Linked DNA regions of Homo sapiens: region 2 is linked to region 1. Evidence: chromatin loops called from intact Hi-C (ENCODE). Cell type or tissue: right lobe of liver. All regions are shown on one strand. Each heading gives the region's core, and the rest is flanking DNA. Links, peaks and the distances in the headings are about the cores only. Region 1 overlaps SLC35D4 (solute carrier family 35 member D4). Region 2 has its middle 11 kb from the start of CABLES1.

What was found. Peaks named below come from ENCODE experiments on the same cell type or tissue, not always from the same donor. Only the 100,000 strongest peaks of a DNase experiment are listed, where the experiment ranks them.
Region 2: it touches region 1 in a loop (2.9-fold over the local background); 89 of 110 quality-filtered maps call a loop at or near these places.

The regions. Positions count from the first base shown.
Region 1 is chr18:23,351,967-23,367,563 of GRCh38, reverse strand. SLC35D4 (solute carrier family 35 member D4) reads left to right here. Exons shown (of 15, transcript NM_032933.6): 11 at 1,896-1,930; 12 at 10,901-10,970; 13 at 15,275-15,368. Among named protein-coding and RNA genes, the nearest start is that of SLC35D4, 78 kb to the left of the region's middle. RefSeq lists an enhancer at 8,693-8,812. In right lobe of liver, for the core only: a CTCF peak has its summit at 8,521 (motif pointing right); DNase peaks (open chromatin) are centred at 8,523, 9,333 and 10,923; H3K4me3 peaks cover 478 bases; H3K27ac peaks cover 3,601 bases.
Region 2 is chr18:23,117,103-23,132,699 of GRCh38, reverse strand. No RefSeq gene overlaps it. Among named protein-coding and RNA genes, the nearest start is that of CABLES1, 11 kb to the left of the region's middle. RefSeq lists a silencer at 681-975 and enhancers at 9,659-10,210, 11,074-11,573. In right lobe of liver, for the core only: no CTCF peak of the experiment used is centred there; no DNase peak of the experiment used is centred there; H3K27ac peaks cover 343 bases.

The DNA of each region.
Region 1 (15,597 bases), core at 4,216-12,215:
TGAAAAGAGAATGAAGAGAGAGTGTTCCTTTGGTGTGAGCCCCATTCATCTTTGGCACCCTCCCATCGCCCTCTCTGGAAACCCCTCCCGTCCCCCAGCACCCCTCTGCAGTACCTTCATGCTGCTAAAGCCCACTGTGGGGGCCCCAGTCCCCCACCCTCTGCAACCTCTTCTATCAAAACTCATGCCATCCAGGTGGCTGATTGCGTTGGTTAGGAATAAAACTTGCTATCTAAGTATCGGAGGGAATTTTTTTTCAAGTGCGCTGAATGGCCTGCTTTGGTAGGAGTTAGGAGTGGCTTAATACTGTATTTGCAAAATTCAAACAAGGATTAAAGGACCAACTCTTCACTTAATTATTTCTTATATTCATCCCCTAATATTTTATTTGAGGTTACCCTTTGGGGCGATTCTGATGATGGGATTTGGGATACATGACAGGCTCTGGGAGATGTTTTGGGATGGCAAGAGACCCCTCATATCCTGCCATGAGAGTGATCACTTCTCCTCCTGAAGTTATAACCAAAAAGGGATTCAGGGAGGTAAAATAATGGAGTATATACAGGGTATATGTTTTCCAAAGAAAGGTGAGATGGAAGCAAAGACTTAGCCTATGCAAAGGGCTGATCATTGTGAAGTCTTCAGTCTTGTTTATAGCTACATGCAGCCCTGTCTTATAAACCTACAACTTCTCAATGACTGGATGTGTGGCTCTTCCCATTGGCTTTCTCGCAAACCTCCTGTCTAGCCTCTGTCCACACTGCTGCTGCCCTGGGGCCATCAGAGAACCTTAGCTTTAGAGGAAGAGCAAAGGAAGAACATGAGAAACACAGAAATGGCTCCGGGAGACAGCTCCTGGAGCAGGCAGGCTCCCAGTGGTTTTTTTGCTCACAGCCGTCTTCCTCCACACTGCCTAGGGTGTCACCACCAACTAGGGATTCCTTGTGGTGGTTCCCAATCCTGGTGTACTTTAGAGCCACTGAGGGGCCATAACAAAATAAAACAACTGATTGCCTGCACCTCAGAGATTCCAATTTAAGCCAGGACACTGGGCTATTCTGATATGCAGCCAGGGTTTAGAACCAGAGTAGGCCATCCAGCACTTTAAAAAATTCCCTGCCATACTTAGATAACATGTTTTATTCCTAATTCTCTAATTTGATTGGCTGCCCAGATGGCATGAGTTTTGATAGAAGAGGTTGCAGAGGGTGGGGGATTGGGCCCCTCAAGTGGGGTTTGGCAGCATGAAGGCACTGTAGAGGGGCACTGCGGGACGGGAGGGGTTTTCAGAGAGGACGATGGGAGATTGCCAAGGATGAACAGGGCTCACATCAGAGGAACACTCCTTTTCATTCTCTTTTCATCCTTTCCCCTCTGTGGCATCTATTGAAAATCAGTAAAGTTAGTTTTCAGCCACATGGTAGATGGGCTGGATCAATTGTGGGCTAGCCTCTTGGAAATGTAACTATCTTCTACACAGTTGATTTTGTGGCAAAAATATACGTAGCTCACACACAACAGCTAGCTTTTACATTGCAAGCTATTTTAATTTGGTGTTTGCTTTGTTTAGCTTATAAATACTCTTGGTAGATTAGGTGAGTATGATCATAACTAGGGTCAGCCAGGATTGAGAAAAGAGACACAGTAGACCCTCAGGTTGAGACATGGATTCATACTCTGTCCCAAGCCTGTCCCAAGAGGCAATCTTCTTGCCAAAACATGAGACATTTCAAGACATTCTTACTCTCTCTGAGGAGCTGGATTTAGGCAGAGTGAGTCAGTGCAGATAATTTGCTTTTAGGCATATTTAACTATTTCCAAGTAAAATGTGTGGGAACAGCTGGGGTTTTTGGTGCCGGGGAAACTTCTTGACTACTTTGCTGTCTCTTTTCCAGTGTGGTGCTCCTGGCATTTGCATCTCATCCCACAGGTAAATGCCCCCGGAGTGTTGTTTTGTTTGTCTGTTTGACATTGCTTATTGGACCCAGTGAGCCTGTCTCTCAGAGACATTTCATAAGAGCATGTCATTGCCCCCCAGGATGACTGAGAGGGCAGGAAGGTCCCACCTATTTGAAACTGCTCTTAATAAACCAATTTATCATCCAGGAATTTATTCTTACCCCTTCTTGTTGTCTGTGTTTTCATCCAGTATGATCTCAGATATACAGACAGGTCTATTTCCTGCCAAGTAAACTAGGGCTTATTTTGCCCGCTTCTGAAATTCCTTTTCCAAGCGTCCTGAATTGCTCTTCATTTCTAGTGTTAAAAAAATTGGTGAAAAAGTTCAAAAGTTCAAAAAACTCCCTGAATCCCTTTTTGGTGATAACTTCAGGAGCAGAAGTTATTGCTCTTATGGCAGAATATGAGGGGCCTCTTGCCATCCCATAATGTTTCCCAAGGCCTGCTATGGTACCCCAAATCCCATCATCAGAATCATCCCAAAGGGTAACCTCAAATAAAATACTAGCAGGTAAATATAAGAAATAATTAAGTGAAGGAGTTGGTTCTCTAATTCTTGTTTGAATTTTGCAAATATATTGTTAAGTTACCCTCTTTCTATCTGGCATCATTTTTAAAGTTTGTATCATATGTCACCATCCAATTCTCATAATTCCAGAAGAAAGGAGTCCTTTTTTTTTTTTTTTTTTTTTTTTTTTTTTTGAGACAGAGTCTCACTCTGTTGCCCAGGCTGGAGTGCAGTGGCATGATCTCAGCTCACTGCAACCTCTGCCTCCCAGGTTCAAGCCATTCTCCTGCCTCAGCCTCCCGAGTGGCTGGGACTATGGCGTATGAGACCATGCCTGGCTAATTTTTTGTACTTTTAGTAGAGATGGGGTTTCACCATGTTAGCCAGGATGGTCTCGATCTCCTGACCTCATGATCCACCCACCTTGGCCTCCCAAAGTGCTGGGATTACAGGCGTGAGCCACTGCGCCCGGCCAGGAGTCAATTTTTAAAATGTATCTTACTGCCTCAATTACTCTGTTGTTGCTTTTCAGATTAAGGAATTGCCCACAAGACCCTATTCCATCACAGTTTTTTGCTTTGAAAGGCTTTGAAATTGATGCCAAAAGATAAAACAATAATGTCTGTGTGTGGCATGGCTGAAAATACAAGTTATATTGGTTGTGCTCCTTGTGGCTTCGTGGAGTGTGGTGCAAAGAATAGACTCAGAAGGATTGGAACTTTCCTTGGCTCCCCCACTGAGTGGCCTTAAGATAGATTTTTGTTTTTGTTTTTTTTTAAAAACAAACAAACCACAAAATGAATGTTTACTCACCACTTGCTATGCATAAAGCATTACCTAAGCCCTCTAGGTCTCAGTTTTCGCATCTAGAAAATGAGAAAGGTGAATTGGCTGCTTTCTAAGGTCCCTTCTAGCTCTTACCCTGTGCTTAAAGCAGTAACAGCTTTCTGTTGGCGTTTTCAGCTGCTTCTTTCAGTTGGTATTTTACCTGCCATCTGAGTGAGGATCCTCAGGGAGTTGTTGCTAGTGACTCAGGAATAATGCTTCTGGATTGTATATGACATATCTGAATCCATGTCTCGTAAGGATAACTTGAATGCATTTTCTTATTACACTCCGCTTGCCATATGAAAGCACAGTTCCTATTGTCTGCCTGCTCCTATGAACGATGACTTCTCAAAACTCCAAGGTTGGCTGTTGAGTCCCCTCTCTGCTGTCATTTGCTGAAAGTCTATCCTTTGTGGAATAATAAGTCCTGTGAAGCCATACTGGTAACCCTAAATGGCTTCTGCTTACCCATACTGCTGGTTGTCTGCCTTTTAGTTGCGTCTCCTATCATTCCTTTATGCAGCCAGGTAGCTGCCACCCAGCAGACATTTAAGAGCCTACTAAGTGTCCTGCCCCTTTGAAATGTGCTTTTGTCAGCCGGGCGTGGTGACTCACGCCTGTAATCCCAGCACTTTGGGAGGCTGAGGCGGGTGGATCACGAGGTCAGGAGATCGAGACCATCCTGGCTAACACGGTGAAACCCCGTCTCTACTAAAAATACAAAAAATTAGCCGGGCGTGGTGGCGGGCGCCTGTAGTCCCAGCTACTCGGGAGGCTGACGCAGGAGAATGGCGTGAACCCGGGAGGCGGAGCTTGCAGTGAGCTGAGATCGCCTCACTGCACTCCAGCCTGGGCAAGAGCGAGACTCCATCTCAAAAAAAAAAAAAAAAAAAAAAAAAAAAAATGTGCTTTTGTCAAAGGCCTTTGGAAAGTTATGTTCACAGATTCTCCGTGGTTTACATCCTGAATTATTTCTAGTGGACTTGGGTGAATAATTCTTTTTTTTTTTTTTTTTTGAGACAGAGTCTTGCTCTGTTGCCCAGGCTGGCCAGGCTGGAGTGCAGTGGTGTATCTCGGCTCACTGCAACCTCTGCCTCCCGGGTTCAAGCAATTCTCCTGCCTCAGCCTCCTGAGTAGCTGGGATTATAGGCACCTGCCACCATGCCCAGCTAATTTTTGTATTTTTAGTAGAGACGGAGTTTCACCACATTGGCCAGTCTGGTCAGGAACTCCTTCCTGACCTCAAGTGTTCTGCCCACCTCATCCTCCCAAAGTGCAGGGATTATAGGCGTGAGCCACTGTGCCCGGCTGGGTGAATAATTTTTACCTAAAGAAATCATGCTGCCCTTCAGCTAAGAGGTTGTGCTTGTTCATTTGTTAAACTTATGATGGTCAGAGCTGGAAGGAATCTTGGTGATTATCCCAGGTGCCACCAAATTGTATTAATTACTTATGCATCATCCTAATACAAATGAGGAAATTGAAACCCTGAGGAGTTAAGTGATGTGACCAAGATGATGCAGAGTAGGCGACTAGCAGAGGGAGACTGGGGTTAGGTCTCCTGACCCTCTTTCTAACTTTTTCTTTTTAAATGCTGCTGCTCTTTCAGTGATCCTACACTTTATTGCCTTTCTTTGTTTGTTTTTTGTTTTTTGTTTGTTTGTTTGTTTGAGACAGAGTCTCGCTCTGTTGCCCAGGCTGGAGTGCAGTGGTGCAATCTTGGCTCACTGCAACCTCCGCCTCCCAGGTTCAAGTGATTCTCCTGCCTCAGCCTCCCAAGTAGCTGAGATTACAGGCACCTGCCACCATGCCTGGCTAATTTTTGTATTTTTAGTAGTGACAGGGTTTCACGATACTGGCCAGGCTGGTCTCGAATGCCTGACCTCAAGTGATCTGCCTGCCTCAGCCTCCCAAAGTGCTGGGATTACAGGCATGAGCCACCACGCCCAGTCCCCCTACACTTTACTATGAAGTATCCCACTCCAGTGAATGCTTTTGTACAACGTTCCTAAATTTTGGTCTGGAGCTGCTTTTGGTTTGGGGGATGTGTTTAGCCACCAGTTTCTGAACATGGTGACTGCTGGTAATAGTTTAGACATTTTGGCCAACAGTCTGACATTTTACCTTGAGTTATTGCTAAACTTTTAGGTCAATACAAAAATACCTTGGACACTTAATTACTCCCTGGGAATACAAAGTGGTCAGAAGTATATGATTGTAGAATGTCCTGGGCAGAGGAGTAATTTGAAATAGGCTTCAGTTTCTTTTTGAGGTAATGAAAATATTCTGGAATTAGATAGTGGTGATGGTTGCACAACTCTATGAATATACTAAAAACCACTGAAGTGTACACTTTAAAAGGGTGAATTTTATAGTATGCAAATTATATCTCAATAAGAAAATGTATTGGGGGAATAAAAGGACATCTTTCTCATTTGAAAACCTGTTTGGAGCTTAATTATGCCGGAAGGGATACTTGCATGGATTAATTTTCCTTCAAGTTATATTTTCATAATTTTTGAAAAAGAGTGGACACAAATGTTCACCTTCCCTTCCGTCTCCTGCAGGATGGGGGATGGGTCTGCAGTGGGCAACCCAGGGCATTGTGGAGCCTGTTGGATTCATCAGAGAGAGTCCTGGGACACTGCTCTTGAAGGACTCTTCTCTGCAACTTCGATTTGTTGAAGTTTCCTGCTAGCTGAGGTGGGGTCATTGCAGAGGCCAGGTACAGAAAGTCGGGCTTATAAGAAGGGTTTTGCTGGGCCGTGGCACTGCTGAAGTGGCTGTGGGCTCCCTTGCTGTAAGGGAGCAGGACTACTCTTACAGGGTGGCTCCAATTCCTGCCGATTCATTCATTAGCTTTCTGATTGGACCAAGTCTAGCCCACTTCAAGGTAGAACAGAACTTTATTCTTTTTCACTTGCTTATTACACTTGCTATCTAGAACGTCTGCAGTGGGGCCTGAGTGTGTGTTGGATGAGCTGTCTTCCTGGTTCCCTGCTGCTCCAGTTAAGACACAGTCACAGTCAGTCTCCATAGGGATAGTCTTGGAAGAATCTGTTCATACTTTCTGACATTTTACAGCAGGGCTCAATTCTTTTTGGTTTCTTCTTACCCCTTCTTTTTTTCTATTTTTCTTTTTCTTTTTTTTTTTTTTTTTTTTTTGAGACAAAGTCTCGAACTCTCTTGCCCAGGCTGTAGTACAGTGGCACAATCTCTGCTCACTGCAACCTCTGCCTCCTGGGTTCAAGTGATTCTCCTGTGTCAGCCTCCCAAGTAGCTAGGATTACAAGTGCCCGCCACCACGCCCAGCTAATTTTTGTATTTTTAGTAGAGACGGGGTTCCACCATGTTGGTCAGGCTGGTCTTGAACTCTTGACCTCAAGTGATCCACCCGCCTTGGCCTCCCAAAGTGCTAGGATTACAGGCGTGAGCTGCTGCACCCAGCCCCTTCTTTTATTACCTGTATCTTAGTTATTTGGTAGTACTTTAAAAACATTTTTAAATTGATATGTAATTTACATATATGAAATATACATGTTAAATGTATAGCTCGATCAATTTTGGCAAATCTACACACCTGCGTAACTTATACCCCATCAAGATATAAAACATTTCTGTCACTGCAGAAAGCTTCCTAGTCACTCCCTCTCCACACCATGAGACCTCTATGGATCTGATATCTGTTACCATAGATAAGTTCTGTCTATTCTCAAGCTGTTATAAATGGAATCATCAGTACTTTTTGTGTCTGGCTCATGAAGCACAATGTTTAGAGATTCATTCATGTTGTTGCGTATATCATGAGTTTGTTCCTTTTTGTTGCTGGTAGGGTTCCATTGTATGCATATACCACGTTTGTTTATCCATTTACCTGTTGATGCTCACCTGGGCTGTTCCCAGCTTGAGGCTGCTCTGAACATTCTCATACCAGCCTTTTTGTGACTTATGTTTTCACGTCTCTTGGATGAACATTTCAGAATAGGATTACTGGGTCTTAGAGTAGATGTATGTTTCACTTTCTAAGAAAGGATGTTTTCCAAAGTGTTTGTACCATTTTCCACTCCCACCCAGCAGTATGTGAGAGTTCCAGTTGCTCCACATCCTTACCAGCATTTAACATTGTCAGTCCTATTTTAACTCTTCTAGAGGGTGTGTGAGGGCTTCTGGATAGTGCTTTTGACTGAGCTTCCCTCCTCACTCACTCCTGAGTGATTGGAAGGAGGAGCTCTCTTGCAGGTGCACCTTTGGAGTGCGCTGGCAGCGGTGGTGGGACTCAGGCAGACAGTTCTTCATGCCCTCAGCATGGGCCCCACCACAGAGTTTGCTCCGAGAATCTCAGAACCTTCCTTGAGAAGAGGATCACCTTTCCCCCTTGCACTCTTTTAAGTATAGTAGAGGAAATTTCCCCTGTTAAAGAGTTTATACTTCCTATTTGTATGGGGCCCCTTAGCTGTGGTGTTCAAGAGAGCTCTAGAGAATTTCACGGAACAAGAGGAGCAGGGAGACTCAGGAATCTGACCCAGAAACAACCTTGTTACCTGGTGTGTCTGTGGCTCATGTGTGAGACAGAGCAAGCAGCACTAATTACTGCTTGGAACCGACCTCCTGTTTTCCTGCCAGTTTTGAGGGCGAGAACATGAGAGGAAATTTTCTTCACGTTCAAATATCAGTTAGTCTCGAATGTGGTAATATTGTGTCACACTTTTCACCATGGCAATTTCATGCTTTGTAATCTTTAGAAAGATGGGATTCACTCGCTCACTCAGAGTCAGCAGAATTGTAACTGCAGAACACAACAGTGAGGGCCTAACTCGGACTCCATTGCATAAGCCGCGTGTTGCTGTAGCAAAACATGTTTACAACTCTTTTTTTTTTTTTTTTTGAGATGGAGTCTCACTCTGTCGCCCAGGCTGGAGTGCAGTGGGACAATCTCGGCTTACTGCAACCTCTGCCTCCCAGATTCAAGCAATTCTCTGCCTCAGCCTCCTGAGTAGCTGGGATTACAGGCACCCGCCACCACGCCCAGCTAATTTTTGTATTTTTAGTAGAGATGGGGTTTCACCATCTTAGCCAGGCTGGTCTTGAACTCCTGACCTCGTGATTCACCCACCTCAGCCTCCCAAAGTGCTGGGATTACAGGCGTCAGCCACCGCGCCCAGCCTTGTTTACAAACTCTTTAGCCACTTGATTTGTGCTTAAGCCGTGTAGTTCAGCACTAGATGGTGCAGGAGTGTTGTTTTGCAGCAGACTCCTGGATCGAGTTTGCATGTGGCTGGGGCCAGCCAGCCACACGCTGCAACCTCTTCCGGGGGTATTTATAGCACAGTCACTAACATTTGCTGTTCCTGGGTTGCCGTGCACCCTCTCTGCTTAGGAGTACTACTTTAGCAAAAGAGAAGCCAGGTGGAAGGCATCGAAGGGGAATATTTGAGGTCAGCTTGAAATTGAGGACCACAGAGCCAGCTGGAAACTAGAACATTAGCTCTAGGGAAGGCAAGAGATGATCAGGTCTTTCCAATACTCTTGGTTTGGTAGTGCTTGCTGTGTGCTGGGTATATTGGTTATGGTGCTGACACACAGTGGGTGCAGGGGTGAGGAAAATAGCATCCCCACTCTCAAGGACTCGCTAATTCTAGGAGGAGGAGGGACAGGTGTGAAGTCAGCTAAGTGGTGTGTGAGAAACCAATGTGTGATGGTTTTAGAAATGGCTCAAAGGTAAGGGCTAGCTATTCTTATTTTCTCTCTCTCATTATGGGGTCAGTTTTCAGGATTTGGGTGGGGGTTATGATTTCCCGAGGACTGTGTTTTTTTTTCTTTCTTTCTTTTCCTCCCTCCTAGTCTTCCTCTGACCACACTTCTGCTCTTTAGACCCCCTCCAAAGCCTGGGCTGGGCTGTAAAAGCTGCCACGCGCCATGAGTCCCGTTCACCCTGCTGGAGCATTTCTGATGAAAGACTGGGTGCTGAGAGGGGTGAAGCCTGAGAGGACTCAAGGTCCTAAGTTTCATTCGTCTCCCTCTCCGCCGTTCCTCATTATCACATTGGCTGCGCTGCAGTTCCTCTCACACTGAGAAGGAAACTGGGAAAGGGCCAAGAGCACACAGCTGCCAAAGAGACGGAACGAATTCTCCATGGACGTGGACAGACTCTCCCTCCACTTTGCCTGAATGGAGGGCTCTGGCCACTCTCTAGGTCTGGGGTCCCCAGGGCACCCTTGCCTATCACTTCTATGGGGAAAGGGACTTCAGAATATATCCACGCTCTTCGCACACTAAATGACAACTGATGTTGTCATTTACAAATTCCCTCTACCAACACGGTTTGACAGTAGAGCTATTCAGAGGAATCGTGGCTGAAAGAGAACAAGAAATCTTGTTGGGCTTCATGAAAACCAGATCCCAAGAAATCCCTTCCTTGTAGTTAAACACACACTCACTCGCAGAAACAACACAAAGAAAATAACAGTCATAATTTTAAAAAGCCCTCCAAAGAAATTGAACTCAGAACTTTCCTTACCAATAGATAGTTGAATCATTTGAGATCGTTTGGGTCTCCAAGAAAGCATAGGAGCCCATCATGTCTTTTGATCTGAAACCCTTGATTAATAGCGTAGTGGTGAAGGAAATGCTGCCTGTGTGTTCCACTGTACACTTAATATACTAGCAATACTTAGGAAAATCAGCCCTCTCCCCCAGGCCCCCAGAACTGAGAGACAGGCCAAGGCCCAGGGGTCTGGAAGACCAGGCTCTCCAAGGGGTTCAGAAATTCCAGATTTGGAAGACAAGCTATCTGCTGTGGAAATGCTTAATTCCTTTTCTCCGGACATTTTTGGAAGGCTTTCTGCTTTTTTAATCTCCTGACTTCTTGTTTGTGACCAAGTTCAAATTCCAGAGAGGGAAGCAGCCAATATGTGTGATTATTTCCTCTTGCACCAAGTGGAACTAAAAGAATGAACTTACTTCACAAGAAACAAATGTACCCTTTGGACCTCAAACTAAAATGAATTTGCACAGTTGGTCTGGCCCCCGTGCTGTTCTTGCAGTCATTAAACATAAAAATGAAAAAAAAAATGTCAGGGCAGTACATTCATGACCTTTTTTTAGATATAAGGCAGAAAAGAAGAAAAGAGTCTTGAAAAAGATTCTTTTATCCTGCATGCTCCCTTGTGCAGGGTTGGCTGCCTGGTAGAGAGGAGACAGCCTAAGGTTTGGATTGACTGGAGTTAACATTCTGGCTCCATTGTTTAAGAGTTGTGCAATCTTAGCCATGTTTCTTAACTTCTCTGAGCCTTAGTTTAAATGGGCACAATAGAACCTCACAGAGTTGTTACTAAGATTGAAAGAGATAAATACATAAAGATTTTAGTATTGGGCCCTGCACAAGGCATGCTCTCACTAAATGGGCATTATTATTATCATACTGTTATTACCATGATAAGACAATGTCAGTAACAGAATCCCTGGGAATGCTGGAGTGAATTCAATGCCAGGGGACTGAAAGCACAGGACTGCTAAAGACGCCTTCCTTGCATTTCCTGGGGCAATGGGGCAGAGGGTCATGTGAGGCCTCATGGGTCACTGTTTCACCATTGCTGTTCCCCTCAGGTGATCTCTTCAGCGTCCTGGACTTCCCATTCCTGTACTTCTACAGATTCCATGGTAGCTGCTGTGCCAGGTAATCGTAAGCTCACTCATTTGTATGCTTTCTGTGCTGTCCGCTGTGTCTTCCTCTCTGTGAAGTTCAGGGTCACTGCTAGTGACCTGAGTGAGTGGCAGGAGAGAGTGGTGGTGGATGCAGGCAAGGAAGCAGTCATTATGTCACCAGCAGGCTGTCACTTAGCACCCTTAGATGCTCAGGGCCAGCTTGGGCCCTGCCAGGACCCCTGGCCCATGGAAGTCCCTCCGCCAAGACAGTGATTTTCGCGCTTGCTCTAGAGCTAGGATTCTCCCACTTTTTTCCTCCTCCACAAGCAAATCTCACATAGAACTCCAATATATAAAACTGATGAAATGGATCCAGTTCAAGGGAAGATTTGGGTTCAGAATCCCACCCGCTCAGCTTTCCCCTTGGCCTCCTTCTTGCTCCTTAAGGCAACCTCCAAAATAACCTCCACCAAACCTGAGGACTCTGGGAAATAGATTTTGGAAACTGATGGCTAGGAGATGTCTAGACAACCAGGTGATCATTAGTGCTTGGTCTTGGGAAGGACTCAGGGATATAGGCCAGTTGGAGGGCTACATCTGAACACACAGAAGTGTATCCTCACCCTCTCCCCATGTCCTGCCACGATCACCACTCTGCTTGACCTCATCATGCCAAGAAGTGGAAAGACTTATGTAGATAGGTCCAAAGCATGTGTGGTATCCCGATATGATAGAAAGACTGACCCAGGTTGAACCCCAGAATTGCTGTTGCTAATTGTATGATCTTTGGGTCTTAAGCTTTGTGCCTGGCCCAATAAATGGTGGTCATTATGATGATCTACTCAGGTTGACTATAAATACAATGTCAATAGATCGTGAAGAATTGCTATGTAAAAATCAGGCCACCTGTTCTCACAGATATCAAACAGTGCCTTGTGAAGCAGTGATTCTTTACAATGTTAAAAAGCTGCTATGTGGCTAGTGGGTATGTCCTGCTCCTCTGGTGTGTTTGGGCCAAAAAAAAAAAAAAAAGAATTACAGAGTTTGTTTCTGCATTTGAGCCTTGGAATGATTTATTTCTCACCCTCAGAAAAGTTTCAGGAAAACACTGACACAATTCACTTTCGTAGTTCCTGTCAATTGGTTAGGCCTTGCCCGTTAGCTGGGATCACATGGCATGAGTCTTCGTGCTGGGCGGGCGGCTGCGGACTTGTTTCCCTTTGAGTCTGGTTATTTGGCAGCATGGGCAAGCAGGGTGTAGAGGGGAGGTCAACCATTGTTTGGTTATTTGGAACAGAGCAGCACAGTTCACAGCCCATTGATGTTGGCTTTGTGGGGTGACAATTGGGCTCTATTTTTGCCCCTTTTAATCTGCAACTTTCTCATAATGCAACATGATAAATCAGGGTTTTGTTTTATTCTAAAGATCTGGAAATCTCTGTTTGAATTGATGTGACTCTGTTACATTTTACCCATGCTTCTGTACAGAGCTCAGCCTCTTTGAGGAATGCATTGGTTTTCCCTGTTTCATTTCAGAGGCTCCACCATATCTCAGACTGAGCATTGTCACCTTCAGGAGGTTCTGGGGGGGCTCAGGAGGGGCACGGTAGCCATAGCCCAAAGACCCCATTAACAGGGAGTCTCCTATTCCCAGATTCCTTTATTTCTGGGAGCCTCCCTCTGCTTTTCAGATCTGCCTCCCTAGCAAGGGGTAGATGGGCTGAAAGTGCAAGGAGAAAGATAAGAGATCCATGAGTAATGTAAAAATGAGTCACAGACATAGAAGTTAAGCGATGCAAAAGGGCCCCAGATGCTTCCAGAAGCCTGTCAGTCACAAACCTGCACGAGCTTATCCTGGCCCAGAGTCTGCACTGAGAGGACAGGTCAACATGGAATCATGCCACCCCTGTGGCTAGAGGCATAGAGGAGAGGGAAAGACTCGAGGGAAAGGAAGTCTGGGAGGTTGGGCAGGCACCTGTGAAGTTGTTACTTCCTTGGGTGCAGAGGTGGGAGCCACCAAGAGGAGCCTGGAGCACTGCTGCCTCCCTTTTCAGCCCCACCCTCATGACCACCAGTGCCTGGCACATCTTTTTTTTTTTTTTTTTGAGACGGAATCTCGCTCTGTCGCCCAGGTTAGAGTGCAGTGGTGCGATCTCGGCTCACTGCAAGCTCTGCCTGCCGGGTTCACCCATTCTCCTGCCTCAGCCTCCCGAGTAGCTGGGACTACAGGTGCCCGCCACCACATCAGGCTAATTTTCTTTTTTTTTTTTTTTTTTTTTGTATTTTTAGTAGAGACGGGGTTTCACCGTGTTAGCCAGGATGGTCTTGATCTCCTGACCTCGTGATCCGCCCGCCTCGGCCTCCCAAAATGCTGAGATTACAGGCTTGAGCCACCGCACCTGGCCATATCTCACTCTTTGTCTAGCTGGTCAAGAACACATTTCCATGAAGCTTCACGTCTTCCTCAGTTGTCCTGCCTCCAAATGCCAGGAAGAGTTTGGAGCTCCCTTTGCTATGGCTCTGGCCACACAGTGGCACTTTTGAAAATAGTTCCAGCGCAGGCAACTACATCTGTCCACTGCTGTGCCAGCGCCCTTGCTGGTCCAGAGATCTGAAGAGCCATGGAGACCTGGATTCTAATTGTACCTGTGCCCCAGTTTCATTGTTAATAAAGTGAGACTTTGGGGATAGGTAATCTTACTGTTCTAAAAGCCTCTGGTTTCCATTAAGATAGGATGAGGACTGCTATGATTATTTCTACTTTAAGGCAACTGAACCTGAGACAAAAAGGTGGGAAGGGGGATTTGGTTAAGGTTACGAGGGTCAGTAAGCACAGTGAGGAATAGAAATCCAGGCGCTGGGTGTGATTGGGTAGGCCTGCTGCTTACCCACGGGCCCTCTTTGCCTTTTGGGTGTGAGTAACTTGACATCTTAATCCATAGCTGTTCAGCCTCCCATGACTGCTGATGCAAATTGGAACAAACTTTGCAGGTCATTAGGGCCAAACAGGCTGAAATACACATGGGGAAACCTAATGCCTGTCTTTAGTCCTGCCCCAAGAATGTGGCTGTGAACTAGTCTAATCTAATGAAGTGAAGGTACACATTTCTGTGACATTTGGCCTTAGGTGTGTTCAATTAATTCAGTCTGCTTCCAATTCAACCTGACAAGCATTTAGTTAATGTGTACCGTAACTGAGGCACCATATTAGGCTCCGTTGAAAATACGAAGAGCAGCCCAAGATTGGGCTTTTCCTGCTCAGAGTTTATGATCAGTATTGGAGCTGCGCACCAGTGCCTGTATAAGGTCAGATGGAAGTGTGGCAGTCAAGGGTCTGGAGATGCAAATGAAGTACAACTCACAGGGCTTGCCTCTCTAGCTTGGAGTTACAACTGCAGTCATATCTCTTACTTTGCAATTTTCAAGTTCAAATAACAGTCACACTCAAACCACCACTTGCACATATTTGCATGAAGTCAGCCTTTCTCTCTCTCTCTCACATACACACACACACACACACACACACACACACACACACACACACACACTGTCTGTCTCACCTCTTCCCCAGTTGTCCTGCCTTCAAATGTCAGGAAGCATTTGGAGCTCCCTTTGCTTTGGCCTTGGCCACACAGGGCACTTTTGGAAATAGTTGCAGCACAGGCAACTACATCTCCATCCACTGCTGTGCCCTCGCCCTTGTTGGTCCACACTCCTGAATAGCCCCAAGATGCTGCCCCTTCCTCAGGTTCTCGAGTGGGGATCTTTCCATTCACACACATGTGTAGGCACCATTTCCAAAGCATACCTCCTATGGCAGGACAGCCTGGTTTGGGGGACTTCTGGCCTCAGCCATATGTGTCACTGAAGCCAGCCTTCCCCTTCAGATTCTTTTGAGCCTGGAGGCCAGTCCAGACTCTCTCTTCTCACATGGTGAGTTTCCCTTTGGAAGTCTTTTCCTGCCAGTTTATCTTGCTTGAAAAAAATTTAAGCTCTGCCTTGCCAAGCACCAAAACTCCAGAAGTTCTATGGGAAGGAACAAGAGGTGTTGTCCTCCACCTTTTTTTTCTTTCATGATTTAGCCAGAGGCCTCTGAAATTTCTTTGCACCATTCCTCTAATCAAAATTCTCCCACCATAGCTCCTTAGAAAAGCAGAGCTTAATGACTTTAAAATTTTTTTTATTTTCATCCAGAGATCACAGATCTAGAAAACACAGATGAGGTAGAGGTTGCATAATAATTTGAAATTGATTGGTAAAATGTAGCAGACACTAGTCAGCCATTGGCTAAGGGAAGACAAGCCTCACTAACAAGAGAATCTTTTCTCCTTCCAGTGGATTTTTGGGATTCTTTCTCATGTTCAGTACAGTGAAGCTAAAAAACCTTCTGGCCCCAGGGCAGTGTGCAGCCTGGATTTTCTTTGCTAAGGTAAGAGACAAGAGGGGTGGGAAATTCTCTCTCAAGAGCCTGTGTATCCAAAGATCTCAGAACCTGGGTAATGTGAAGTTGTTTGAGCTTCATGAGACCACTTCTAGGCGCTGTCCCTGAGCCTGATCCTTCCTTCATTCAGGTAACGATTTCTGAGGCCTGCTCATTTTATCAACATGGCATATTTCATCTTTCTTACAGTCCTGGAAGACAATCATGGATAGGCTCC
Region 2 (15,597 bases), core at 4,155-12,154, 230 kb after region 1:
TGAGCCACTACGCCCAGCCAGGCTGTTTTGTCTCTTGTGATTTTTGCCTGCTGTGTTGTGATTATCTTTCCATGTAGAATATTTTTCTGCATGGAAGAATTTTTATTTTAATGACTACATAGTGTTCAATTTGATGGAGAGACTGTACACTTTTAAACCTGTGCATTTAATAAATTTGTGGTTTCCACTTTTGCTCTTATAAAGCAATGATGACTTCCTTTGTTTTTCTAAATCTTGCTACCACCCAATATTATTTTCTTAGGTTAAATAGATGCTGGGGCAAATGGCATTTCGTGTTTTTAAGGTTTTCATCCTTAAAGGTTGTTCAGTCTGCTTTCTTACAATTTTGCTGGGTATTGAAATGTTTCTATCATCCCCCCAAAATATTTACAACCATGATACATCGATTAAAAAATACCAAAAAGTTTCCATCAGTATGCATTTTTTATAACCTTCATTTTCTATAACCTTTTGTCTACTGTAAGTGTGAAGTATGAAACGAATTTCAAATATTTATTAAAGCATCAAACAAGAATCAATGTCTAATCTCCAAACTGCCTCTGTGACCCCCTTTTGGGGATCTTGAGATATGGTTTATTGTTCACCTACTGTATGCCAGCCACAGAGTATTTCTAATCTTTATAACCACCCTGTGGTGTTGGTGAGAGCATTATCATCGATATTTTACAGACGAGGCTCAGAAGAATTAAATAATTTGCCCCGACTCATCTACCTCTTAGCTGGGGTGGGCCAGTATACAAACCTGACTCGAAGACCCATGCATCTTCTTGCGCCCTCTGCTGGTGAAGATGTTTAATGGTAGAGAATAGTGTCCAGATTTACTCTTACATCCATACTTGAGGTCAACTATTACGGAATAATACAAGCTTTGGAGTAAGAGGATCTGGGTTTCAAGAGCAAGCTACTTACCCTCTCTGAGTTAGTTTTCTCTGTGGGTTATTGTTAGGTACAAATGAGACTACCTGAGGAACATTTTACAAACTTTAAAGTACTTTTTAAAATGTCCGTTGTTATTTATACCATCCTAATCTACTTAGTCCCTGAATTATTCCAAATTCATTTATTTTTCAACTACTTAGTCATTGATCAAGTTTTACCAAGCAACTTCTACATCCACAGTACCATCTGTGACAAAGGGATAAAAAGAAATGTGGCCCTTAGCCCTTGTGACCTTGATAGTTACAACCATGGAAAACACATTTAAATGAAAATGCAAAGCCAACCCTGATTAAGTTTCAAATGCGCAACTGGACTATAAGCATTATCAGAATATGGAAAAGAAGTTTTTTGTTTTTTTTTTTGAGACGGAGTCTCGCTCTGTCGCCCAGGATGGAGTGCAGTGGCACAATCTCGGCTCACTGCAAGCTCCACCTCCCAGGTTCACGCCATTCTCCTGCCTCAGCCTCCCGAGTAGCTGGGACTACAGGCGCCCGCCATCACGCCCAGCTAATTTTTTGTATTTTTAGTAGAGATGGGGTTTCACCGTGTTAGCCAGGATGGTCCCGATCTCCTGACCTCGTGATCCGCCTGCCTCGGCCTCCCAAAGTGCTGGGATTACAGGCCGACCGGAAAAGAAGTTTTTTATTTGCAGTGTGGGGGAAGGCCTTAGGCAAGAGCCAGGATTTGAGCTGATCTAGGAGATTCAGGAGGCCAGGAGGAGGATCCTTGCAGAAGAGGAAGTTTGGCATACAAATTCCTCATGCATAGCAGGCCTGGAGGACTAGAACTTGAAACGTGATTCTACTTGGTCAGCCACGTTCCCCCTTCTCCCCCTTCCCTTTTATATTGCCCCTTTCAAGTGCCCATTCTGAAACTTTGTAGCACACATGAATTCAAAATGCATGTACTGTTTTGATGGAGACATATTGGAGGTTAGTTTTTAAAAAGAAAGGAAAAAACAACCTACATGTAATCACTGGCCCTTCAAAAAAATAATTCAGCAGACTGAGAAGTCTGAAAATTAGCTTAGGCTCCTAGAAACATGCGACCTTGTAAGGTCTCCAGTTTGTGGATATTACAAGCTTTGTTCCTTGGTGGCCTCACCTACCTTATCTATGGATGAAGGTAGGTTTTGCAATATTTTACCTTGCAGGGTTGTGAGGGTTACCAACAATATAAATTATGTAACTAGCAGAGTACCTGTAGTTCAGTGGGTAGCTATTATTAGAAAAATGCAAAATACAGAAGGTGAACATTAAAAAGGCCAGAATATTTTAGGTTCTAGGTTTTTATAGTTTTCACTGATCCTGAGACCAGTGAAATATTAGCATGCCTTTCCAGGCAGGAACATGAGAAGCTTCAGCTGTTAGCTCCTGCTTAAATCAGATTATTTTACGGTATTTTCCATGAAAGTACAGGCTGGCACTGGACTGTCGATCTAACAGGCATAGTCTCCCTGAGAAACCTGCTGCTTTCCTTAATCCAATGAAAGTTAAATCCTGGCTAGGCGCGGTGGCTCGTGCCTGTAATCCCAGCATTCTGGGAGGCGGAGGTGGGCGGATCATGAGTTTGGGAGTTCGAGACCAGCCTGACCAACATGGTGAAACCCCCGTCTCTACTAAAAATACAAAAATTAGCTGGGCGTGGTGACGCGTGCCTGTAATCCCAGCTGCTCAGGAGGCTGAGGCAGGAGAATCGCTTAAACCTGGGAGGTGGAGGTTGCAGTGGGCTGAGATCACGCCACTGCACTCCAGCCTGGGCGACAGAGTAAGACTCCGTCTCAAAAAAAAAAAAAAAAAAAAAGAGCTGTATGCACAGAGTTCAACTGGTCCCCAGCCTACCCCCTAGAATAGAGGCTTTTTCAACTTTTGTCCCCAGGGCCAGCCATCTAGGACACCCTCTTCTCCCTACACAGGAGAAAATGCCAAGGGGACATGGTGTCCCTGCTACTTCCTGCCAAAGTTCTGTCCTTCAAGTCTCCTCTTCCTGCCCGAGAACCTGCCCTTCTCTCAATGATTGGCACCAGCAGCCCCTGATACTGTCGTATCATAGGCCCAGACAGGATTCTTTTTGTCTCTGGACCTCTGACACTATGTGGAAGAAAGAGGAAGAGTGATATTTTACTGCAGTTCCTTCCAGCTTTTATAACTTGTGTGAGAAGCCGAGAGAAATAGGCGATGGGGCATGTCCTTGGGACTGTAGGGATGGTCATATAAACATGTGTCACTCATTATCAAGGACAATAGTTCAAGCCAAGAATGGATGTAAGTACCTCGTCAATCTGGGAAGAAGTGTCAATGTTCCAGATAACCCTTCCTCATCTCCACTGTCTTTTTAGAGTATATATCCAAAAACAATAGTGCAAATGCATTTATTCTTCAAGTTTCCTCTGAGTCATCAAAAGTCTCCCTTCCATGCAGCTCAGCCAATCATGGAGGAGAAGGGGAGGCATTGGGAATGGAATGGTCCATTCAATAAGCTCTCCAAAAGAACGTCCTGTGCGGCACAAGGGTGCGGCTTGGGTTTGTCGATCCAACTTATCACTAGCTCTGGGACCTCTAGGTTTCAGCTTCTACATCTTCAGACTAGAGCAAATCCTATCTACCTCACATGGTTATGATGCAGATTAGAAACAAGGCCTGCATAAAACTCCTAGCAAGTGTTGAGTACACAGTGGGTACTCGTGAGTGGTGGATATTACCATGATTCAGAGGCCTGCTATTGACACTGAACCCCAGAGGACCAAGCTGCTCAGCAAGTGAGTGGTAGACGTCCTGTGACATTTTTAATTTTAATTCTTAGTTTTGAGACGGGGTGTCACTCTGTCACCCAGGCTGGAGTGCAATGGCAGGATCATGGCTCACTGCAGCCTTGAACTCCTGAGCTCAAGCGATCCTCCCACCTCGGCCCCCCAAGTAGCTGGGAATACAGGTGTGCACCACCATGCCTGGCTAATTTTTGTATTTTTTGTAGGGACAGGGATCTCGCTCTGTTGCCCAGGCTGGTCTCGAATTCCTGGCCTCAAGCCATCCTCCTACCTTGGTCTTCCAAAGTGCAGGGGTTACAGGTGTGAGCCACTGTCCCTGGCCAAGATATCCTGTTAAATGTGAAAAACTGTTTTTTTCTACTCACACAGAATGCTTCTGACACCAAATATGTGTGGGGATTTTCCTACACCAGCCAATGCTCGGACTCTCAGACACCAGCTGAGTGTCCTACAAGTCAGCTCAATTCTGACACCATCTCCCTGGAGTGAGGGTCAAATCTCACAAGCGAAGGGCCTTGTCCCACAAGACTGCCCCCCAATTCAGATGCCAGTTGCAGGTAGTGGGTGCCCAAGTTACACACACTTCTGTCCAACTTGGCTGCAAATCGGGGCCCACGAGCCTCTCCCAAGATTCGATCATTTGCTGCAATGGCTCACAGAACTCAAGGAAACACTTCTGTTGACAGGTTTATTAGAAAGGAGATGACAAAGGACACAGAGAACAGCCAGGCGAAGAGGCACAGAGGGCAAGCTCTGGAAGGGTCCCAAGCTCAAGAGTGCCTGTCCTCGAGGAGCTGGGGGTGCCACCATCCCAGCATGTGCACGTGTTTACCCACAGGGAAGCCCTCTGTCCTCCGAATGCTGGGGTTTTTTTTGTTTTTGTTTTATTTTGTTTTGTTTTTGAGACGGAGTCTCACTCTGTCACCCAGGCTGGGGTGCAATGGCGTGATCTCGGTTCTCTGCACCTCTGTCTCCCTGCAACCTCCGTCTCCCAGGTTCAAGTGATTCTCCTTCCTCAGCCTCCCGAGTAGCTGGGACTACAGGCACGCACCACCATGCCTGGCTAATTTTTATATTTTTGTTAGAGATGGGGTTTCACCATGTTGCCCAGGCTGGCCTCAAACTCCTGGCCTCAAGTGATCCGCCCACCTCAGCCTCCCAAAGTGCTGGGACTACAGGCACGCACCATCACCCCTGGCTAATTTTTGTATTTTTAGTAGAGATGGAGTTTCACCATGTTGCCCGGGCTGGTCTGGAACTCCTGACCTCAAGTGATCTGCCCTCCTCAGCCTCCCAAAGTGCTGGGATTACAGGTGTGAGCCACCGCGCCCTGCCTGAATGCTGTCTTTTAGGGAATTTTATGGAGGCTTCTTCACATAGCCATGATTGATTATTAACTCAATCTCCTTCCCGGGGGATGGGAGCCAGGGGAGAAAGTTCCAAGCTTCTAGTCATGGCTTGGTCTTTCTGGTGACCATCCCCATCCTGAAGCTACTCAGGAGCCCATCAGGAGTTGTCTTGTTAGAACAAAAGACACTCCTATAACCCAGGAAATTACAGGGAGTTTAGGAGCTCTGTGTCAGGAACCGGGATTAAAGACCAAATATTAGAACAAAGGATGTTCCTAGCACCCATATCAGCCAGGAAATTACGAGTGTTTTAGGAGCTCTGTGCCAGGAACCGGGGGCAGAGACCAAATATATATTTCTTATGTCACGCTGCTAAAGGCATTAACTACCGTGGAAGAAACCTGGCATCAAAACTGTGTTAGGAAAATACATTTCAGATGCTTCCATGAGCTGTCCTCAATCTTCCAAAAAGGGATCGTTCATGCCCAGAATACCACTTCTGATCCAACTGCAGAATTTATATGATATTGGCATTTCAAAGGAAATGAATAAATCTTCTTTGTTATATTACCTTTATTCTTAAATCATAGCAAACTCGTGATTTTATTTTCTTTGAAATTAACCTGGTTTTATATTCTTTGAAATTACGCTGAGATGCATGAATAACCAGCTCAGGGACAATGAAGAAACCACCCCTAGTGTAATTACAGCTCATAAACACGCAACTTACAGATGGCCTGTGTGCATGAACCTCCGGATGCTGGCTCCTCTAGACTCTGCACAGACAGGCAGGGCAGGAGGCAGTCCCGCCTACAGGGCTCTCTGTCTCCCAGTATAACAGCACTGTTTTATAGTGATTGCATTTGTTTAGATATTCTCACATCAGAGTGGGATGGATGTGGCCAGGTTCTGGGGGAAACATCACCACTTTGCCTGCCACTGGGCAGTTCAGCTGGACTAGTTAGTGGGCCATGGTGACCTTCGCTGCCCACGTAGATGAGCAAACTACAGGAAGAGACAACTCATAGAAGGTGAGAGCAAATGCCTGGCAATCACTAGGAGAAGTGAGAGTGATGGGCGTTCTTATACTGTTGGTGTAGCGTAAATCGGAACAACCATTCCAGGAAGTCATTTGGCAATATGTGTCAGGAGCCTCGAAAAGTTCATGATTGACAGCATCAGCTTTGGAGGCAGACTGAACCAGGTTACATTTTGGCCCCACTCTCATGGCTTTGAGCACTTTCAGCATGTTCCTCTACTTATTTGTGCTTCAGTTTTGTCATCTGTGCAATGGGAATGATAATACCTCCCTGATAGCAGTGTTATAAAAATTTATTGCAGTAACATTAAAAAAAAAATGCTTGGAGGCCGGGCACAGTGCCTCATATTTGTAATCTCGGAACTTTGGGAGGCTGAGGTGGGAGGATTGCTTGGGGCCAGGGGTTCAAGATGGCAGTGAGCTATGGTCGCACCACTGTACTCCAGCCTGGCCAACAGAGCAAGACCCTGTCTCCAAAAAAAAAAAAAAATGCTTAGAACATGGTGAGTACTCAAGAAATGTGATTAAAAATTCTAAGGAGCTATTGAGAAACAAGATCAAAGATTTATGCACAAGCATTCATTGCAGCATTGTTTAAAATAAAGAAAACTTGAAAAAAGAGACCCTAAATGTGGAACAGTGAAAAGATAATTATGGTTTACTCAAACAATGGGATATTGTGTTTCCATTAAATATAATCATTTTTGGCCGGGCGCAGTGGCTCATGCTTGTAATCCCAGCACTTTGGGAGGCCGAGGCAGGTGGATCACTTGTTTGAGACCAGCCTGGCCAACAGGGTGAAACCCCGTCTCCACTAAAAGTACAAAAATAGCTGGGCATGGTGGCGCATGCCTGTAATCCCAGCTACTGGGGAGGCTGAAGCAGGAGAATTGCTTGAACCCGGGAGGCGGAGGTTGCAGTGAGCCAAGATTGCACCATTGCACTCCAGCCTGGGCAAAGAAGTGAGACTCCATCTCAAAAAAAAAAAAAAATCATTTTTACCAAGCTTTCTTAATGATGTGAAAAATGTTTTTGAAACAATGCTAACCAAATAGAATAGAAACTAGGTTGATCACAGTATCTCAACTTTGTAAAAAAAATAAAAAAGAAGAAGAATGAAATTGTTCTAAATACTCCTATGTGTTGAAAGGCTATATATAACCAAAAGGTTAAAACACTGGCTAGGCCGAGCGCGGTGGCTCATGAGTGTGTAATCCCAACACTTTGGGAAGCCGAGGCGGGCAGATCACAAGGTCAGGAGATCAAGACCATCCTGGCTAACACCATGAAACCCGGTCTCTACTAAAATGCAAAAAATTAGCCGGGTGTGGTGGCGGGCGCCTGTAGTCCCAGCTACTCGGGAGGCTGAGGTGGGAGAATGGCGTGAACCCGGGAGATGGAGCTGGCAGTGAGCTGAGATCGCGCCACCGCACTCCAGCCTGGGCGACAGAGTGAGACTCCCTCTCAAAAACAAAACAAACAAACAAAAAAAACACTGGCTAGTAGGGTTATGGTGATTTTTATTTGCTTCTTTTTGTTTATCTAAATAGAAATACGTGCATGGTCATGATAGGAACTGCTTCCCAGTTAACACTTTTTGAAATTTTATTTTAAATGTATAGAAATAAATCTTGGAAGAAAATATGTCCAGATGTTACGTGGTAGAATTATTGGGGACTTTTTTTCCATTTCTTTAGGAATATTGGGAGATAACTAGCTTTCTCTGCCACGGACGGTAGGACGTGGCTGGGAAGAGAGGAGAAGGAAAATGCCCTTGGCAGGGGGCCTGAGGATGAATGCTGGTGCGAAGATAGGGATGAGAAAGGAAAAGGGGCTGGGCACAGTGGCTTACACCTGTAATCCTAGCACTTTGGGAGGATGAGGTGGGAGGATCACTTGAGGCCAGGAGTTCGAGACCAGCCTGGGCAACAGAGTGAGACCCCTGTCTCTAAAAAAGAAAAATTGAAAAAATTAGCTGGGTGTAATTGTGGCACTTACCTATAGTCCCAGCTACACTGGAGGCTGATGCAGGAGAATCAATGAAGCCCAGGAGTTTGAGGCTGCAGTGAGCCATGATTTTACCACTGCATTACAGTCTGGGTGACAGAGTGAGATCCTGTCTTTAAAAAAAAAAAAAAGGGTGGGGCATGGTGGCTCATGTCTGTAATCCCAGCACTTTGGGAGGCCAAGGCGGGCAGATCACGAGGTCAGGAGTTCGAGACCAGCTTGGCCAACATGGTGAAACCCTGTCTCTACTAAAAATACAAAAATTAGCTGGGTGTGGTGGTGCATGCCTGTAATCCCAGCTACTCAGGAGGATGAGGCAGGAAAATTGCTTGAACCCGGGAGGCAGAGGTTGCAGTGAGCCAGGAATGCGCCATTGCACTCTAGCCTGGGTGATAAAGTGAGACTACATCTCAAAAAAAAAAAAAAAAAAAAAAGGGAAAGGGCTTTTTGGAGGTAGCTGACAATAATGAATGGACCTGCCAGGACAATTAGATTAAAAGGATTGTAGTGATGAATAACAGGAGATTAGTCGAAAAACTGTATCTCGGGCCAGATTACCAGGGCCTTGAATCTAAAATTTAAAAGTTGAACCTATAGGTACTAGAGAAGCATAGATGATTTTTAAACAAGAAGTTAACATGTTTGTCGAAAGTCAAAATGAAGAGGCATTAGTTTGGCAAATGTGCATAAAGGATTGAGGAGAAAGTCTAAAGGAGTGGAAAAGGTTTTTCTGATTCATTCCTCCATTTATGTATTTATTCATCTGACATTCATTGAGTGCCTACTCTGTGCCATGCTCTCTGCTAGGCACTAAGGGCAAGGCAAGGTTCCGGGTTTCAAAGAGTTAACAGCCTGCTGAGAAAATAAGACAAAGTGAACAAAGGGGACAACGGTGGGTTACCATTTATGTGCAAGCCCTGAAATGATCATTTCTTTTTTTTCTTTTAGAGACAGGATCTTGTTCTGTTGCCCAGGTTGGAGTACAGTGGTGTGATCATGGCTCAGTGCAGCCTCCAACTCCTGGGCTCAAGTGATCCTTCTGCCTTAGCCTCCCAAATAACTGAGACTACAGGTGTTCATCACCATGCCTGGCTAGTTTTATTTTTTTATTTTTTTGAGATGGAGTCTCGCTCTGTCACCCAGGCTGGAGTGCAGTGGCGTTGTGCAATATTGGCTCACTACAACCTCTGCCTCCCAAGTTCAAGCAATTCTCTTGCCTCAGTCTCCTGAGTAGGTGGGATTACAGGCACCCGCCACCATGCCCAGCTAACTTTTTTTTTTTTTTTTTTGAGACAGGGTCTCACTCTGTCACGCAGGCTGGAGTGCAGTGGTGCAATCTCGGCTCCCAGCAACCTCTGCCTCCTGGGTTCAAGCGATTCTCCTGCCTCAGCCTCCTGAGTAGCTGGGATCACAGGTGCCCGCCACCACGCCCAGCTAATTTTTGTATTTTTAGTAGAGATGAGGTTTTACCACGTTAGCCAGGCTGGCCTTGAACTCCTGACCTCAAGTGATCTGCCTGCCTCTGCCTCCAAAGTGCTGGGATTACAGGTGTGAGCCACTGTGCCCCGTGCCTGGCTAGTTTTAAACTTTTTTGTAGAGACAAGGGTCTTGCTAATCTTGACCCAAGCTGGTGACCCAGGCTGACCTTGAACTCCTGGCTTCAAGCTATCCTCCCACCTGGGCCTCCCAAAATGCTGGGATTACAGGCATGAGCCATCATGCCCAGCAAGTGGTCATTTCTGTCTACACAGTTTCATTGAACTCTCACCACAACCCTGCTGTTTATTCCATCTGACAGATAAAGAAACTGAACTCCGTGGAGTTAAGCCTCAGGTCACATGGCTGATCCCTGGATAGTTAACATCTGAGATGTTAGTGACTATGGACGGTGACTCCTGGGGACAAAGAAGCCCCACGGAGAGGGCAATATTTGAATTTAGATTCTAGTTTACATGTGAAACGGCATTTCAGGCCGTGCAGAGGCATTAACTTAGGACTCTATTACAACAATTCAGGCCCGAGACAATAAAACTTGGACTTGGCAGAGAAAATGGAAAAGAAGGGTCAAGTACCAGAGACATTATGAGGAAAAACTGATTTCCAGATCTCCAGTCTAGGGGGCAGCTGTAATTCCTGAAAAAACCAAAAGCACCCTAGGGAGGAAAGAACAGATTTGAGGGTAAAACGCTGGCTAAATTTGGGCCCGAATTCCTGTTCTACACCCTTACACGTGGGCGCCCAGTGAAGAGGGTAAGAAGTCCTCATTTTGTAAAAATCACAATTTCACTTGTATTTATCAGATTGAAAGAGAAGCAGGCTTTGAGTTTGTACTGACACAGTCTTCCAGTTTGGTGACACATAACTTCCAACAGTGAGTGGCTGAGAATGCCAGCCCCTGGAGCCCCAGACCTTGTCCATAATCACACTCCCTTTGCCCTCTGGGACACCATTCAGCTGCTGAACCAGCATCCTGGCCCACTTTTGTGATACACCTAAGAGAAGACTTTGGAGGCTGAACATGGTGGCTCACACCTGTAATCCCAGCACTTTGGGAGGCCGAGGCAGGCAGATCACTTGAGGTCAGGAGTTTGAGACCAGCCTGGGCAACATGGTGAAACTCCGTCTCTACTAAAAATACAAAAATCAACCGGGAGTGGTGGTGGCATGTGCCTGTAGTCCCAGCTACTCGAGAGGCTGAGGCAGGAAAATCACTTGAACCTGGGAGGTGGAGGTTGCAGCGAGCCGAGATCACATCACTGCACTCCAGCCTGGGTGTCAGAGTGAGACTCAGTCTCAAAAAATTTAAAAGAGAGAGAGAGAAGGCATCAGAGACATATCATTCCAGGATGAGGGGCATCTCAGCTACTTTCTAGGACTCTGATTGCAGGTGACAGAAACCGAAGTGAAAGCTTCAGGAGAACTCAAGGATGTAGGAGGGTCTCAAGGAACACAGAGATGGGAGTACACAGCCTGAGCCCCGGCACACCTGACAAACACGGACGTGGACACCTGGGAACTCTCTTTTTCTTGTCCCCCGACTTTCTCCCTATGCCTAAATCAGGCTCCCTCTGCAGGTTAGGTTCCTCTGCTTCTCTGGCCCATGGGGCAGGAAGTGTGGCCCCTGATGGATTCCCACCTTTGTAATTGACAGACATTGGACCCTCTTGGTTTCTTTTTCAGATTTACAAAGAAAGGCTGTGATTGGTAAAGTCTGTGTTGAGCAGGCCCTGGACCCGTAAGTGGGCGGGGTCTCAGCTAACAGGTATTCCCGCTGGGAAGCAGATGGATGGTGTGTGGTGGGGAATTCTCAGAAGGGAGCTGTGGGGGCAGATAAAACAACAGGGGTCGGCCGGGTGCGGTGGTTCATGCCTGTAATCCTAGCACTTTGGGAGACCAAGGCGGGCAGATTGCCTGAGCTCAGGAGTTCGAGACCAGTTTGGGCAACATGGTGAAACCTCATCTCTACTAAAATACAAAAAAAAAAAAAAAAAATAGCCAGGCGTGGCGGCGTGTGCCTGTAGTCCCAGCTACTCGGGAGGCTGAGGCAGGAGAATTGCTTGAACCCGGGAGGCAGAGGTTGCAGTGAGCCGAAATTGTGCCTCTGCACTCCAGCCTGGTGACAGAGTGAGACTCCGTCTCAAAAAACAAACAAACAAACAAACAAACAAAAAACCCTCAAAACATGTACTCATGGTTTGTTTTGTTCAGCCTGGCAATCCCAGCACCCAGACAGTGCTTGGCATAGAGTCAGGGCTTAGTAAACTTTCGATGGAATGAATTAATTAGAATATTTTTTAATCACTTCAGATAAAGAAGCAGCCTTTCTAAGTATAACATAGAACTCAGAAGCCAGAAAAACAAAAGTAAATTCAGCTACAAAAAGAAAAAATTACAAATAATTATATGGGGCAGAAAAACAAAATCAAAAGACAAATATTATGGGTGGGAAGAATTTGCAATTCATATCACAAAAATGTCTTCCCTTAATATTTAAAGAAATCCTAAATATTGATAAGAAAAAGCCAATAATACAATAGAAAAATGGGTGAATGATATGAAGGGTCAGTTCCCGGAATGTGAAATACAAAGACCCCTTGAATATAAAAGAGAGACTCCACCTCTTTCGTAATACAGGAAGAGCAAATAAACTCTAATGAGATACAGCTTTCACCCATCAGATTGGCAAAGGTCAGAAAGATTGGGAAAAAAACTATTGTTTACTGTGTATAGACTTAAGAGGCAAGGAAGGCTGGGCACAGTAGCTCACACCTGTAATCCCAGCACTTTGGGAGGTCAAGGCGGGCGGATTACCTGAGGTCAGGAGTTCGAGACCATTCTGACCTACATGGTGAAACCCCCCATCTCTACTAAAAATACAAAAAAATTAGCCGGGTGTGACGGCGGGCACCTGTAATCCCAGCTACTCGGGAGGCTGAGGTAGGAGAATCCCTTGAACCTGGCAGGTAGAGGTTGCATTGAGCCGAGAGCATGCCATTGCACTCCAGCCTGGGCGACAGAGCGAGACTTCATCTCAAAAGAAAACAAACAAGAGGCAAGGAAAGACCAGCTGAGATGGTATAGTATGGAAGATCTCTTCAGATGGCAAACGGACGATATGGTATATCTTGTGACCCACTTCTAGGAATTTACCCTGCACATATACTAGCACATAAAAATGAAGAACATTCGGGATCATATTTGTTGTAGTGTCATTAGTAATAGGAAGACATTGGAAATGGTCATCATAGGGCTGGTTAACAAATTCTGACAGATTCATACAATGAAATATTGTGCAGTCTCACTATGTTGCCCGTGTTGGACTTGAACTCCTGAGTTCACTGCAGCCTCAATTTCCTAAGCTCAACTGATCCTCCCATCTCGGCCTTCCAAGTAGCTGGGATTGCAGGCACCTGCCACTGTGCCTGGCTGGAATAATCTATGAATGTGTTATGGAAAGATCTCCAAGATGTAGTGTCATCTGAAAACAGCAATCTGTGGAGTAGTGCGTATTTCATGTTATCATTTGCATTTAAAAAAACCCCACATACATAGGTATTTACTTAGACTATATATAGAGTATCTCTTGGAGGGTACCCAAGAAAGTAGAAATAGTGGTTGCCTCTGGGGAGTGAAGCTGGGTGGCTGGAGAACAGAAATGTAAATTGTGTGTGTGTGTGTGTGTGTGTGTGTGTGTGTGTGTGTGTGTGTGTGACGGAGTCTCGCTCTTTCTCCCAGGCTGGAGTGCAGTGGCTCAATCTCGACTCCCTGCAACCTCTGCCTCCCGGGTTCAAGCGATTCTCCTGCCTCAGCCTCCAGAATAGCTAGGATTACAGGCGTGTGCCACCACACACAGCTAATTTTTGTATTTTTAGTAGAGACGGGGTTTCGCCATGTTGGCCAGGCTGGTCTTGAACTCCTGACCTCAAGTGATCCTCCTGCCTTGGCCTCCCAAAATGCTGGGATTACAAGGGTGAGCCTCTGTGCCCAGCCAGCCGAAATGTAAATTTTCATTCTAAACTTTTTTTTTTTTTTTTTTTTTTCTGAAGTGGAGTCTCACTCTGTCCCCAGGCTGGAGCGCAATGGCCCGGTCTTGGCTCACTGCAACCTCCGCCTCCCGGGTTCAAGCAATTCTCCTGCTTCAGCCTCCCAAGTAGCTGGGACTACAGGCACGTGCCACCACGCCCAGCTAATTTTTGTATTTTTAGTAGAGATGGGATTTCACTATGTTGCCCAGGCTGGTCTTGAACTCCTGACCTCATGATCCGCCCGCCTCGGCCTCCCAAAGTGCTGGGATTACAGGCATGAGCCACCACACCCGGCCTATTCTAAACTCTTACATGTTTTGAATTTTGTATCATGAGCTCGTGTTACCTTTCCAAATGATAAATGAAATTAAGAAAAATGTGTGTTACTTTAGCATTCTGCTCCATAATATATCCACTATTGATGTGATGTAAAAATAATGTTTTAAGTTATTTACCATTTACACTAATTGATTTTCCCTCCCCAATCTTTGAGTGCAATTAACATTCTAGAAAGACACTCCCCATTTATCCTGGGACAGTCTCCCAGGCACACCAGCAAGTATCCTCTTGCTGAAGAGAACACAAATGTTTGGCACATCAAGTAGCTGCTCCACAAATTCGAGTTCCTATCCTCCCTGGGAACAGAACCATTCCGGGACAGGACTTGGAGGGAACCCCTGCTCCATTGGCATGGGCAGGAGGCTGGGTGAGTGCCTAATGTCCCAAGCAGGGCCTTAGGAGGCATTATCCCATGAAATCCAAGGCTGCACAGGCTCCCTGCTCTTCATCATTAACAGCAGTGGCTTGTCAGGATGTGGCCCTGCCACCTTCCTGGACCCACCTTCCTGGATCTGTCTCTTACACTGTAGCCCTATGGAATTATCTCAGCTTGGCATCTTGGCACATTTCTTTGGCTGATTCTCCTTCTCGATTCTTCAAAACCCAGTTTAAACCACCTCTTCCCAGTGGAGTCTTCCAAGAGTCCCAGGGCTTCTTCGTGGCTCCACGGCTCCCACACTGCAGTCCTCCTCTCTTTGGCATTTGTTGCCTTGCATGGTGATCGCTGTCTGTCTCTGACTTTCCTGGGAATTCCTTGAGGACAAGGACTCTGTCTTATTCATCTTTAAATTCTTAGCCTACCCTAGTGCCTGGCACATAGTAGGTACTCAGAAAGAAGAAAGTATTTCTGAAATGCATGAACATACCAAGAGCTACGAGGTCCCATTTAGGGACTGACACATGCTACTGGGAAGTTCTGGGGAAGTCTCGTACATAGGTACATTTAATCTGAGCCTTAAAGAACAAATCCCACGGGGCACAGTGACTCATGCCTGTAATCCCAGCATTTTGGGAGGCCGAGGTGGGTGGATCACCTGAGGTCAGAAGTTCAAGACCAGCCAGGCCAACATGGTGAAACCCCGTCTCTACTAAAAATACAAAAATTAGCTGGGCATGGTGGTGCGTGCCTGTAATCCCAGCTAGTCAGGAGGCTGAGACGGGAATCGCTTGCACCTGGGAGGCAGAGGTTAGAGTGAGCCGAAATCACGCCACTGCACTAGCCTGGGTGACAGAATGAGACTCTGTCTGAAAAAAAAAAAAAAAAGGAAAGAAAGAAAGGAAGGAAGGAAGGAAAGAAAGAAAGAAAGACAAACCCTCACATACTGGACAAAAGGGAAAAGTAGGCATTTTAGGCAGAGAAAACAGTAGGCATTTTTTTTTTTGAGACGGGATCTCACTCTGTTGCCCAGGCTGGAGTGCAATGGCATGATCTCGGCTCACTGCAACCTCCACCTCCTGGGTTAAAGCGATTCTCCTGCCTCAGCCTCCTGAATAGCTAGAATTACAGGCACCTGCCATCATGCCTGGCTAATTTTTGTATTTTTAGTAGAGATGGGGTTTCACAATATTGATCAGGCTGGTCTCAAACTCCTGACCTTGTGATCCGCCTGC